Linked DNA regions of Homo sapiens: region 1 is linked to region 2. Evidence: chromatin contacts called from ENCODE Hi-C or POLR2A ChIA-PET data. All regions are on one chromosome and are shown on one strand. The core of a region is the stretch at or near the end of the contact, and the rest is flanking DNA. Distances in the headings are between cores, read along the strand shown.

Region 1 (7,018 bases), core at 4,496-6,995, 5.0 Mb after region 2:
CCTTCTTTCCTTCCTCTTTTCTTTCCTTCCCTTTTTTCTTTCCTTCCTTCCCTTCCTTCCTCCCTCTCCCAATCCCTCCCTCTCTTCCTCCCTCCCTTCCTTCCTCTCTCCCTCCTGCCTTATCTCATTTATCAGAAATAAAATCTATCATGTCAAACAGCAAGGATTATAGAAAAAGTAACTTGAATTTCTTCTTTTCCCATCCTGGTTAAAGTGACATAATATATACTATCAGAGATTGCTCATTATCTTGAGAAAATTGAAAATGTGATAACTTTATTTAGGAAGATTAGGTTTTTCCCCTGAGTTAACATTAGTCAAAGCTACAATTTTCCATGATAAGATACATCTTTATTCCTAAAAATAATCACATTTCTAATGCCAAACAGACAAATTAGACTTTTTCCCTAGAAAAGAATAAGGCATCAATACTACCTGATCAATGAAGCTGACATTCTCCAAACTCCAACAGTATAACATCTGGGATATTCTTTTGCAAGGAGTAATGGCAGCAGCTAATATTTCTCAGAATAGTCATCCTTTCAAGCTCATTAATCATTCTCCCTCTTGAAAATATTACAGCAGAGAAATGCTATTCTACATGTTAGGGAATATTTTCTCTATGTCAATGGTTAAGCTAATCAGAAAATAAGAATATGCAAATCATCAAAAAAGACTCACCAAATTAATTTCAAATAAAGAAAACAATGGTCAATCCTACTATTAATAAGAAAAACATAATCTTCTTTTAAAAAAAACATTTTTGTTTTTGCCTATCAGAATGTCAGTATCTAGCGTTTGCTGGGGTGAGGTAACAGGTTGTTAGGAGGCACATAAATTGTTACAATACGCTTATGGAGGGCAAATTTGCAATATGATATACAAACCTTAAAACTGTGTATAACGTTTTATCTAGCAAGTCTATATCAAGGATTTTTTTTTTTTTTTTAAGAGGGAGTATCGCTTTGTCACCCAGGCTAGAGTGCAGTGGTGCAATCTCAGCTAACTGCAACATCTGCCTCCTGGGTTCAAGCAATTCTCCTGCCTCAGCCTCCCAAGTAGCTGTGACTACAGGCATGTGCCACCACGTCTGGCTAATTTTTTGTATTTTTAGTAGAGACGGGGATTCACCGTGTTAGTCAGGATGGTCTCCATCTTCTGACTTCGTGATCCGTTCACCTTGGCCTCCCAAAGTGCTGGGATTACAGGTGTGAGCCACCATGCCCGGCCTATATCAAGGATTTTATCCCAAAAGAATAATTATAGATGTAAAAATAATTTCTTACAAATGTATTAGTTTTCTACTGCTAATGCAACAAATTACCACAAACTCAATGCCTTAAAACAACACCCATTTATTATCTCACAGTTCTGTAGATCTTAAGTCCAGGTGGGCTCAACTGGGTCCTCTGTTTAGGGTCTCACAAGGTAGAAATCAAGATGTTGGTCAGAAGCTGGGCTCTTATCTGGAGGCTCTGGGGAAGAATTTGCTTCCAGGCGCAATCAGATTGTTTGCAGAATTCAGTTCCTTGCTGTTGTAGGACTATGGTCCCTAGTTTTTTTGGTTGGCTGTTGGCAGGGACTACTCTCAGCTTCTAGAGGCTTCCCTCAGGTCCTTGTCTGTGGGAAATTGTCATTTCAGCAATGGAGAACATTCCTCCTGTAGAGTCTCTTTCACACTTTGAATCTCTCTGACTTCCTCTACTGCCACAAGCAGGAGAAAACTCTCTGTTCTTAAAGTGCTCACTTGATTAGGTTAGGTCTACCTAGAATATTGCCCTTTTGATTAATTCAGAGTCAATTGATTAGCAACCTTAATTATATCTCCAAAATTCCCTTGCAAGTAACATAACATAATCATGGAAGTAATATCCCATCATGTTCACAGGGAGAGGGAATTATACAAGGTAAGTGTCACTGGAGTTCATCTTAGAATTCCACCTGCTACACGGGACTATTCCCTGCATTGCTATATAATTACAGACAAAATTGAAAATATGCAACAAAAAGGATTCATTCAATAAATTACAAAATATCTACATGCTGAAATACTATTGTGCCACACAAAGAGAATATTTAATGATATGAAAAAATTCCATGATACATTAAGTGAAAAAAGCAAAATATAAAATTATATGTCAACAAATACAACATACACTAAAAATTACATCAGAGCAGAGGCTCATGGTTATTCCTACACAGCTCACTTCCAGCAAACCATAGGGTGTCAGTAGCAATTTGTTAAATAAATGAAGAAATATATATCTACATAGATATAAAGAAAAAAAATACATTGACCAAAATGTTGAATGTTCTCTCTAGGTAAATGAATTATAAATAAGTTCAGTTTTTTCCTCTTTATAGTTAAAAACATTTTTACAACTCTAATGTTCTACCTTTTTTTTCTTCCACAACAGTCATCTTAGAATAATGTTCTACTTTTGCACCAAGTTATTAAAAAAAAAATCAGTATCAGAAAACATAAAGCTGGCATTCTTCCCATTCAGAATCTCTAGGAGTAATGAGTCACTCTCCTTTCATCAGTAGTTTATACCCCTCTGCAGAGAATCAACTACTTTCCAAACTTAAGACAGCACTCACTCATTGTCTTCTACAGATAGATAGCAACTATATCCACTTAATCCTACTTGTACCATTACCCTAAGTAGCAGGAGTTGCTGGTATTCTTGAACTTGCCTGGTATGCAGCAGACAACATATTTCCATAACTCAACTAGAATTGGCCAATTTCCTGGTGTTATAAGAGAATCAAGTAAGTCCAAAGTTCAGTTTCCCAAAAACCATCTTATTTATCATGGGAAAACATGCAAGACAGTAGTATAAAGCAGACTGAAATGGGGGCTCAAATCAAAGGCTGTAAGATCCAAAAACAGGGAAAAATGAATTCTCACAGGGAGGATAAATAATGGGTTCATGACAGAAGTAGCATCTGAACTCAACTGTAAAGGATGGATAGGTACATCACAGGTAAGGAAAAATAGGAAAACATTTCTGCTGATAAGAATAGACAATAAAGCATGGAAGAGGGAAATATGCACTTTGAAGCATATTAAACATTTCTTTGCAACTAAAGTTTCATATCTATGTCTATATTGGTATTTATACCTATCTCTATTAGTTGGCTAAATTAGCACTTTTCCTTCAGGTATATAAGAGAGTGCTCATTTGCAAGATTGAGGCCAGATCTTGGTAAGCCTTTAATGCCAGGATAAAGAATTAGACTTCATTGAGTATGCCACAAATGCCATTCAGGGCTACTAGAGTTCCCCACAAGCCCAATGAATAAATAGCACCTGATTTTTCAAAAGCCAAATAAACAGCCAATAGCAGTGCAAAGTTAAATGAGTAGATAATCTCCATGTCATAAGTATATATGGAAGGCAGCTATTCCCTTTTTTCTTACCTCTCTAAAAATAAATGACAATTCAGAGAAAAGTAGTAATCTTCTATTCTAAACAAAATGAGCAGGCAGGGTCCCCCAAGTTTTAGGGCAAAGGAAGAAAGGAAGAAAAGAAGGGAGGGAGGGAGGAAGGAAGGAAGAAAAAAAGGAAGGAAGGAGGGGAGAAAGGAAAAAAGGAAGGAAGGGAGGGAGGGAGGGAAGGAGGAAAGAAAAAGAGGAAGAAGGAAGGAAGGAGAAGGGAGGGAGACAAGAAGGAAAGGAGGAAAGAAAAAGAGGAAGGAGGGAAAAAAGGAAGAGAGGGAGAGAGGGAAGAGAAAACAAGTCTCCTCTAAGCAGGGCCAGGCTTAAAATGATGTTTTTCAGTTAGTACCAAAAATATTCCCCAATCCAAAGAACGCTGGTTTGCTGCTTCCATTGTCTCAAAGGATGTATAGAATTCCACTATTTTCCATCACCAGCTGAAGTAGTTTCTAGTGTTTTCTTGGAGCCAGACTACATTCTAATTTCCTTCAGGGCAGTGGAAATCATGGAAAGATTAATCCTGTGTATATATAGCCTTGCACAGCGTAATACTGTGGATGAGGATTAATCGTACACAGTACCAGAATTCACTGAAGAGTATCTAACTTGGTTAGCATCTTCACCAAGCAGAAGTTAGCATTAGTTCCAAATCCATCTGAATCTCCATCAAAACCATCAGCAGCTGCCAAGGAAACTATGAACAAACTAAAGCAAGTCTTCACCTTTCCAAAATAAGAAACACTTCAGAGTCTGACAGTCTAATAGTTAGACTAACTTTAGTCAAGCTAAGCATCTCCAAACTCAAGAGACAGCTAGCAGGAATCTTTAAGATAACAGCCAGCAAAAACAATTTAGTATTCATTGTCCACATCATTCAAGCACCGCTGAGTCCTACCGTACACTTCCTCCAAGTCACCCTTCTGAAACCCTAGGAACAACACTTGTACTTAGCTGCAAGTTCTGTAGTTGCTCAGTTCCTACACAATTACAGCAGTAATTAATTTAGATTGGGATTATTTTCTTATAATTGAGAAGACTAATGGTCTCCAAACCAACAAGATGGCTTTGTACAGAAAAATCCACAGTAAGCTATAACAATTGAAGTTACAGTTTGAGTGGGTTGGCATATATATTTGCTCCTTTCTTTTGTTTAAGACAGAACCACTTAAGATAAGAGATTTATGTTTTGGAATTTCAGTACTATTTTTTTAAGAGGTGGTATCCTAGAGAGCTCAATCAATATTGTTATACATTGGAAACATTTATGGTGCCATAGGTGTTTACTATTCACAGATCTGGGGAAGATACCTGCCAGGGATATTTCACTACACTGAAACTCCCTGGAAATCTGTAGAGGTAGAGCTCTGCCTTTGGGCATTAGTCATTAAAAATATCTTGTCAGCTACTGTGACAAGTAAAGGCAGCTGAGAAGTACGGTCTAAAGAAGGGTAAATCTCGCCGTGTGCACAGTTACCCTTCGCATTTCTACAAGTGAAATGGGAGTAAAAATGAGCATTCAAAGCTGTCAAAGGAAAAGCAGTCCAGCAGTTCGAAGGGATATTCTGTGATGGACCAACTGTATGGTACAGTGTGTAAATGAACTTCAGGTCTATCTAGCGCCACGGGGGAGCCACGCTTTCGCACCACTGAGCTCTGGGGATGGGGAGAGTAGTGCAGGTTGGGGCCCCGTTTAGGAAACTACGAAGGGCTCTGAGAGAGCGAATTGTTCAGCAGTTTCCGTGACAGAACAATGATCTATTTAAGAAGTAATGGGGCAAGCAAAGAAAGCAGAGCTCGGTCATCCGGAAAAAGAAAGAGGAGCCGGAAAGAAAAGTATCAAGGAATCTACTGTGAGAGAGCGAGCAAAAAGCAAAAAGCGATCACAAATCCAGAGCAAGTAAGAGCTCAGGGATGCCGGGCCCGGGGGTCTAGCCTTTCTGAAGGGAGAGGGCTCCCCAGGCACGGGGGCAGCGCGAGGCAGCGCCCGCATTCCGTCTGCTGCCTTATCTTCGCATTCTCCCTACCACCCCCACCTTCCCCCCGGGACTGGAATAACCTTCTTCGTGCTCTCCGGTGGCTGAGAAAGCAGCTTTCGCTCTTCTGTGGTAGCGTGGAGGTGAGGTACATCTACCTCCACCCTCCCGGCACCAGCTCACGGTCTGTTGGGGGGGTCCTCCTAACGTGTGAGGCTAGGGTGTGTGAATGAAAAAGAGGGAGGCGGAGGCCTCCTGGAGACCTTCGACCTCTCAAGACCAGGCAGGGGCGCCCTTCCGCAAGCTCCCAGCTCTAGCCGGTGCCTCTGGCCCCGCGCGCATTAGGTCGCTGCCAGAAAATTACCCGGGCAACGACACCGCCGGAGTCCCGGATGTGGTTGCTAGGGCAGCAGAGGGAGGGGCGTAGCCCGCCTCCCGGAGAAGGGCGGAGGGATCCTCGTGGGAGGTGCGCTGACACCACCGAGACGTGGCCGGGCAAGGCCGGATTGAGGGAGAGAGAGGCCGTCCAGGGCCAGGGACAACGCTACTTCCGGTCTCCTCACTTCCGGCTTCGCTGCTCTTGGTTCTGGTTCTGGAGGCTGGGTTGAGAGGTCGCCGGTCCGACTGTCCTCGGCGGTTGGTCAGTGTGAATTTGTGACAGCTGCAGTTGCTCCCCGCCCCCGAGCAGCCGAGGTGCGTGGGGGAAGGGGAAGAAGGAAAAGGTCCGGGTCGCGTTTCCGCTCAGTTTTTGCCAGGGTTGAGGCGATTCCAGAGAGCGGCGGAAAGGATAAGCCTCGACTTAGAAGCTACCGAGTTACCCTAAGAAAGGTGAGGGCGGAGCTGGCTCGCCTGGGAAAAGGCGGGGGAAAGATGGTTTGAGGTGGCTGGTGGGGCGGGCACGTTGCCTACGGGTTCACCGTTCCGAACTTTCACAGGGCACGCCTCTCCTTAGTCTGTGCCGTATCTGCCCAAGTGTTATGCCTTTGGTTTCTTCTGTCCTTCATTCCTTCTGTCCCTCTGAGTGTGCCCCCGAAACAGTCGAGTGAAGGTGTAGGACCGGCCCTTGCAGGGAGGCACTCTCTTGGCTTTGCATACATTGGGTGGGAAAAGGAGTTGCAGGATCCAGAATCCGGACCTTTCTTGACAAAGTGTCGGAGTGGGCCACCTTCAGGCTTGCTGTCCAACCCTCATTTCTCCCCTCTTCTCCCTGCATCCCCAGCTTCCTCTCTCCCGCAGTGGGAGGAAGGGAGATAGTGACAGTCCCTCTGAGAGATTCATCTGGCAGTGGTGCAGAGAGGAGTCTTGCCTGTGAAATGTCCCAAGCCTGACTAAGGAATGCTGGAGTTTTGGAAAGGGAGTTGTTCGATTGTCTTCTGCTCCGTTCCTGTTTGCCAAGTTACTACTGTTTACGTGTCTAGGAAAAGGAAATAATTTTTTAAAAACAGTTTTTAGATGCTAGACGTTTTTCCCTTTTACTTTATTTTGTTATTACTTCCTTTGTTTTGTTCTTACCTTCCTCTTGAGCCCTTTGATTTCAAAAAGTTTACACTTTATACTTCCTGCAGATCCTTTGGCCACTCTTAGGATTTCTGTCCCCCGCCCCT
Region 2 (6,616 bases), core at 528-3,027:
TGAGAAAAGGTTTGGGTTTCTGCTCTGAGGATTGAGTGTGGTCAGTGCTTGGCTGTTTCGCTAGGCCCTCATTTTTGTTTACACCCCCTCTCTTCTTGTCTTTCTTCCCCTTTATTTGCCTCTTTTATTCTCTTTTCTGTAGACTCCAGTCTCCTGCTGGTTTTAGTAGGAACTGAAGCTTTCACCGCCTAAAAGTTATTTGTAAAACACTTTGAACTCTCTGGAGGATGGACATTAGAGTAATAATGTTTATCTGTGGGTTAGGCACTCCTGGTGCTGTTTTGTAACAAAAGGGCTTATTGAGTAGGAGGCTTATTTAACTTGTTCGGGAGGGTTACCCTCCTACAACATGCTGTCCAAACAGATTCTTAATTACCCAGCTGAGAGTCTGAACGTCTTGAGGAATTACTTTGAAGTTTCTCGTTAATATTACCATCATATCATGTAAGTCTATATCGCGAGTTTGTAGATGTATGGAGTTCCTAGTGGGTGCCCGGCACATAATAATTGCTTAATAAATTGCGATTATGAAACGTTACTCTAATGAACTATTAGTGTTTTTTTTTAAGAAATACTTTTTTTTTTTTTTGAGACATTGTCTCGCTCTGTCGCCCAGGCTGGAGTGCAGTGGCACCATCACGACTCACTGCAACCTCCGCCTCCTGGGTTCAAGCGATTCTCCTGCCTCAGCTGGGACTACAGGCACGTGCCACCGCACCCGGGTACTTTTTGTATTTTAAGTAGAGACGGGGTTTCACCATGTTAGCCAGCTGGTCTCCAACTCCTGACCTCAGGTGATCTACCCGCCTCCGTCTCCCAAAGTGTTGGGATTACAGGCGTGAGCCACCACGTCCGGCCTAAGGTATACATTTTAATACTTTAAAATGCCTAACTTTTTTTGGGACACACTGGAGTTGTTTCATAACACACAAAATAGGCTTTTTGAGGGCACTGACATAAATTCTCATTGATCGTCACCCCCACGCGGTGAAAACCACACGTTACCTGGCATGTTTTCCGGTAGTTATTTTTAGAATAATAAAGATCGTCTTCACCTACCCCAGCAAATTTAATGTGCTGAACACAACAGAAACAACTTTTCTGTGGTTTAGCCAGCCCTCTCTCTTCAACTAAGTTATTTAGTGCGGATACGCAGAGAAGTGTAATAGGAGCTGCTGGGCCACCAAGAAAACGCTCTTGCCATTGTAAGGCTTCGATCTCAAGCGGAGATTTACCACGCATCTCACTTTAAACTGGGAAAGGAACCGGGATAAGGAAAAGAGCCCCCTGTGCGAGTTCGTTCCCAGCTCGGGGTTGGGGGCGTCCCAGGATAAATGAGATAAATGAGTTAATCATCTCCTGCAAGGCAGCCACTTCAGAGTTATGTCGCCCGCCTGCGGGGACTAACGACTGCAATTAAGACGCTCCTTCTCGGTCCCGGTCGGGTTCCGTGCAGCGGGGAGCCGACTGTGAGTCACCCCGGCCCCGGGAGCCCAAGCAAAGGGGAGGGGAGAGCGCCCAGGGTGGAGGGGAGCCGCGGGGCGAAATTCTAGCCCCAGGACGCCTCGGAAGGAAGAGGAGGGGCAGCTGCGCGTGGGGAAGAGAAGGAAGAGGCGTCCAGGGAAGGGAAGGGAGGAAGAAGGAAGGCGGAGGAAAGAGAAGGGGACGAGCGGGAGCGCGGGCCCGGCCGGGTGGCGCCTCGGGGAGTGTCTGCCGCGCGGGGGCCGGGCGGGGCGGGGCCGCGGGCGCTCAGAGCTCGGCGGGGGCTGCCGGGATTGGGGCGCCGCAGCTAGCGCTGGTCTCGGTGGCAGCTCCTCCGCGCCGCAGGACTCGGCTCTACGGGACATGTCCGTGCCGCGCTCGCCGCGCGCCCGGGCCTGCTAGCTCCTCTGTGCTCCCTGAACGCGCGGCGCCGCACCTGGCAGCGGCCTCGGAGCTCGGCTCGGGCAGGAGCGCGCGGCCGTGCGCACCGCGCAGCGACCGCTGCCGTCATGGGGCTGCAGCCCCTGGAGTTCAGCGACTGCTACCTCGACAGCCCGTGGTTCCGGGAGAGGATCCGCGCTCACGAAGCGGAACTCGAGAGGACCAACAAGTTCATCAAAGAGCTCATTAAGGACGGGAAGAACCTCATCGCTGCGACGAAAAGTAAGCGGGGACGCGGGCGCGGACGGGCTGCGGCGTGGCGAGGCGGCTGGGGGAGCCTCTCTCGGCAGGAGACGGAGGGTCTTGTGTCCGGGGCCAGCAGCCAGAGGAACGGGGAATTCATTCCGGACCAGCCCAGCTCTCTCGGAACCCCGGGGGGTCCCTGGAATCATTCCTCCTCGAGGCAGCGCGGCGAGTCCCCATTCCCGCCCCTGCGGCTCTGCGGCGGCGGGAACCAGCTGCCAGCGGGCCCCGCCTGGGCCCCGCCTGGCCCCGGCCGAACACCCCTCGCTGAATGCGCGCTCCGCTGGACCGACCCTAGGCACTCCTGGCCCGGAGTCAGGTTTCATTGCTGCCTAAAGCTACTCACAATCTCTTACAAAACCGAGGCATCTGTTTGCCTAGTTTTGTTTTGTGACTTCTCAAAAGAAATTTCTTGGGGATTCTTTGAAACCCTGCGGGAGTGTTGAGTTTTCCAGAGTCCCCTTAAGCTTCACCTTTTCCCTCTCATTGTCTGATCTTCCCCGACAGTCCTGTTCCAGGTCCTTCACGTGCCAAACCAGAAAGTCCACCTGGCTTTATGCTGCTTCCGCACATTCCTCCCCTGCCGTGCTGAGGAGGGTTCAAAGATTGGGGTTTGGAAGGGTGAGCGGACAGCCTGCCCTCTAGCCTAGGCGGGCACTGCTTGCAAATAGGGAATTCCACCCCGGTTAGGCTTGGTGCCTTCCTCCCCTGAACTTCTGTCTCTTAAACTCGGAAGAAGACACGAGATACAGGAGAGATAACTGTATTTTAGTGTAGTTGAGGAGAGTCTTTCTAGGAGAGAAGGGGCCAAAATTCATGCAGAAATACTGAGTTAGTGATGCTACTGGAAAATGGGGCGGAATTAGCCCCAGTGAGGAGCTGGGCAGCCTGACCATCCCTTGGATCCATAACCCCTTCGGAGGATGGCGGTGAATGTCCCCTTTCCCCCTTTAAAAGACCTGTCCATACAGCAGACAGGGACTTGGGCAGTATCCAGCCTTGAGGGGCTGGGTTCTTAGGGCCTTCATCACTCACCTAGATTCTCAGTTCAGTAATTCTCAGCCTTAGGTATTCGTCCCTTGTACATTTGTTTGTAGATACCACCTCTGGGGAAAATCCCCCATCTCACTGTTCTCCCGACCGCGCCCCGCCCCATTTTTCAGTAAGGGCGATTAAAACATATTGATTATACTGTCTCGGGCACCCAGCATGGTGCCTGGTACAGTAAATATGCATTTAATGAATAAGTTGAAGTACATTTCTGTGGGAAGAATTTAGTGAGCCATCCCTGTAATTTTGGAGGCAAGTCACTCAACTTCTCTGGATGATCTCCAAGGTTCCTTTTGGTTCTCTGACCTCTTTGGTGTTGCAAAATCAGGACTGGGACTCACTTAGGGTTTTTTTGTTTTGTTTTTAAGTCTCTGCTGCTTGAATCAGAAATGGGACTCTGGGACATGTGACAAGTGGGCTTATTTGGTTGAGGGCTCTCCAGGCCCTTGGCATCTGGTATGTGTGTTGGGTGGGAAGTAGGGGGGCGCCTATACATATGGAGGAGTGAGCATAGAAAGGAGGAGTTGGGAGCGGGGGTGCAGAGTGAACACGAGAGAATGAGGACTGAGGACTCTTTCTGTAACTTGATGTTAACCAGAGTCAGTGGCCGGGAGAATGTACCTTCTCTCTCATTGGTTGTAGTAGTTCCCTCTGGAGCTAGAGAGGTGTGGAGAGAGGCAGAGGGCAAAGCCAGTTTGGCCACTGGTAGAAAGCTATTTCTGTGACAGCATATTAGCTTTCCTGCCATCAGGACACATGCGTTAGGTTCCAGCAGCAGCCAGTGCATCTGGGGGGCCAGATGTCAGCTTTCCTCCAGACTGTAGACTTTCTTGAATTTGTGAATTAGTATCTTACTCATTTTGATTCTCGTCCTTTAGCATAAGAAACATAACTTGTAATCATGCTTTGAGAGTAATTGGGAAGTGTCTTTTTTTCTCGTTATGTTCATTAAGAATTTATGTTTAAATTCTTTCCCAGAAGGTGACAGGAACACAGCTGTAGCTCACATGCCTTTTCCCGCTTGCTCCATAAAGTTTACTTCTAGTTCCTATCAAAGACTAAGAGCCTTGGACTAAAGTCAGGGGACCTGAATTTAATTCTTCTTCACTGGTTAGGGCGTGGCTATAGGAAAATTGAGCAGGTCTTATTCTTTTGCGTCCAACTTCCCCTGTCTACCTCTTAGGGGAACTAATAAGGTTCTGCAGCATTTGAAAATGGCTTGATGAGGTTATTTGAAACTGCAGTCTAGGTAAATGGTTCATCTAACCAGTTGAGCTTTTGTATAACATCAGAGAGTCAAGGGATGACATTGGGTGGAGGATCTACAGAAAGAATAAAACCCACTAGGTCAGATTATTTATATTTCCAGATATTTTATATTTTATTTTACAAAAATGACCTTTTGAGCATTTCGAGAAGTGTGTATTTAAGTGATTTCTATTTTTAATTGCCCTGCACGGTGTCTCCTGTTTGCATTACATTCTTGGAAGATTTCAATATGTAATTTTGATGGCTTGATGCTTTGAAGTCTTCCATAAATATTTAGAGTTTTGAGGCCTATGCGACCTGAAGGCTTACTGCTGAATTCAATTAGGTAGCAATCTGCAAATATTTAGCACCTATAATTTGCTAAATACTGGAATTAGATACGGATTTATAATGGGGTAGAGGCCCTTGCCCTTGAGTTTACTGTCCTGTAGTTGAAATTACTTCAATCTAAGGAACATTTTTGAACTCCTTCCTGCACTGTGCTAAATTCTTGAAGAAACAAAGGATATAGACACATACCTGTGACAAGGTTAAACATTTAGTGACAAGTATTCTAACTTTTCCAGGGACAAGGGTTTGTATGTTAGAGTGGAGGAGGTTTGTGAAAGTTTTGGAACTCACTGGTGATAAGGAGTAGAACCTTATCATATTGGAAACCAGAAGAAACCAGAACACTCGAGTGTTTGAAGAGACTAGTTTGGCTGGAATGGTGGTTTTTCAGGGAGTAGTAGACTGGGATGGATGGAGAGGTCAGTTTTAGATTATGGAGGGCCATAAAAACAAGGTTAGGAATGTGGACTTTATCTTGTGGAGAGTTACTGAAGGCTTTTCAGCAGAAGGCTGACATAATAGCAAAGAGATGGTTTAGAGACAGTATCGCACATTTGTGTGTAGGGTGAAGTTGGGGATAGCGCTAGGGGTGGGGAGGAACTCCAGAGAGAAGAGCCAGTCATTTTAGTGGTGGATTTGGAGATTATTCACTCAATTCAATGAATTCTTTGTTCAAATGGCTTTTTTAGTTTTCTTTTTAAAGTACTTTCTTTTCTTAAAATAACCAGTGTCTTCTTTAAATGCAGTTTAAACTTTTGTAAGCCTTCGTGATGTCTATGTAGTTTCAGTTGCTTATGATTCATACAGGTAGATAGCACAGTTGCCAGAAACAGCAATAAACCATATATGCTTTTCTCATAAATTTTACGTTAGGCAGTCTTGAGAAAATGTATCTTGTTCTTTAGAGAAAATTTTTTAAAACTAACAGTCCTTACAGTTATTAAGCACTAATACAGTGATATAAAATGCTCTGTAGTGAACTTAAATTGTCTAGCTGTGTGTGTGTGTGTGTGTGTGTGTGTGTGTGTGAAGCTAAAGGGGCCCTCATTAATGAGTCTGCTGTTACTAAACATGCATGGAAAAGGATGTAAAGGGCCTTGTTAGTGGCAGAGCCTGGACAAGAATTTAGGTCTTCCGACTTGGTTTTGGTACTTCTAGCCTTGGCATTTTAATGGTTTTTGCTTTGTTCCTCTTAGGAAAAACATAAAAGTTCTCTTTGGCTGTCTTTATGTTTACTGTTTCAGAGAAATATTCTTTTGGGGAAATTTCTTAAGTTGCCATTACATTAAACCCACTGAGATTTGGAAGACTAAAAATAATTTTCCTATTTTGTAAACTTGAGCCTTGGTTTCCTTTTTTTTTGTAAAATGGGACTGATACAGAAAGCCTTGAGGAATAAATAAAATGGTGTGAAAGTGTTTTGAAACACAAATGTAAAATGGTTGTGTAGACACTACTGCTGGTTCAGCCAACATTCCTTTTCCCCTCTGACAATCCAGATTTCATTCAAGTGTCTGCATCCTTTTCAGATGACTCAGGGGAAGGCATTTCAGGGTAATTCTGATTAATCTAACTCAGTGGTTCTCAATCGTAGCTGCTCAATAAAATCACCTGGGGGAACTGTTAAAGCAGTCAGGGTTAAGAAACTATAAGTCCGTTATGATAAACCCATTTTCTGGGTTGGTAATTATTAGAAGAATGAGGTTGTATCCCAGTTCTGACCAAGGAGACGTGACAGGAAGTCTGGGTACTGCAGGGGGAGGCTTCCTTTTGTCATAGGAGACGCGAAGAAGGATGGTTT

Evidence for each region. A loop is a pair of places that touch in the nucleus more often than their neighbours do. ChIA-PET counts read pairs that join two places held with the same protein, here RNA polymerase II (POLR2A). Pooled maps may share reads with other maps.
Region 1: a loop to region 2 is called in a map of CD8-positive, alpha-beta T cell, with 13 times the contacts of the local background. The contact joins the promoter of TIGD4 here to the promoter of ARHGAP10 in region 2. A Hi-C loop is called at or near these places in 1 of 168 maps with a recorded cell type or tissue (CD8-positive, alpha-beta T cell) and 2 of 50 pooled maps. POLR2A ChIA-PET finds 5 or more read pairs at or near these places in 1 of 52 experiments (activated T-cell).

What each region holds. Positions count from the first base shown.
Region 1 is chr4:152,773,985-152,781,002 of GRCh38, forward strand. It overlaps TIGD4 (tigger transposable element derived 4), which reads right to left and starts at 5,746. Exons shown (of 2, transcript NM_145720.4): 1 at 5,498-5,746. ARFIP1 (ARF interacting protein 1) reads left to right here and starts at 5,970. Exons shown (of 9, transcript NM_001025595.3): 1 at 5,970-6,242. RefSeq lists enhancers at 5,188-5,397, 5,848-6,007, 6,198-6,247.
Region 2 is chr4:147,730,311-147,736,926 of GRCh38, forward strand. ARHGAP10 (Rho GTPase activating protein 10) reads left to right here and starts at 1,778. Exons shown (of 23, transcript NM_024605.4): 1 at 1,778-2,145. The coding sequence starts at 1,992. RefSeq lists enhancers at 1,389-2,281, 2,282-3,174, 2,495-2,564, 3,693-3,822 and silencers at 1,475-1,994, 2,305-2,384.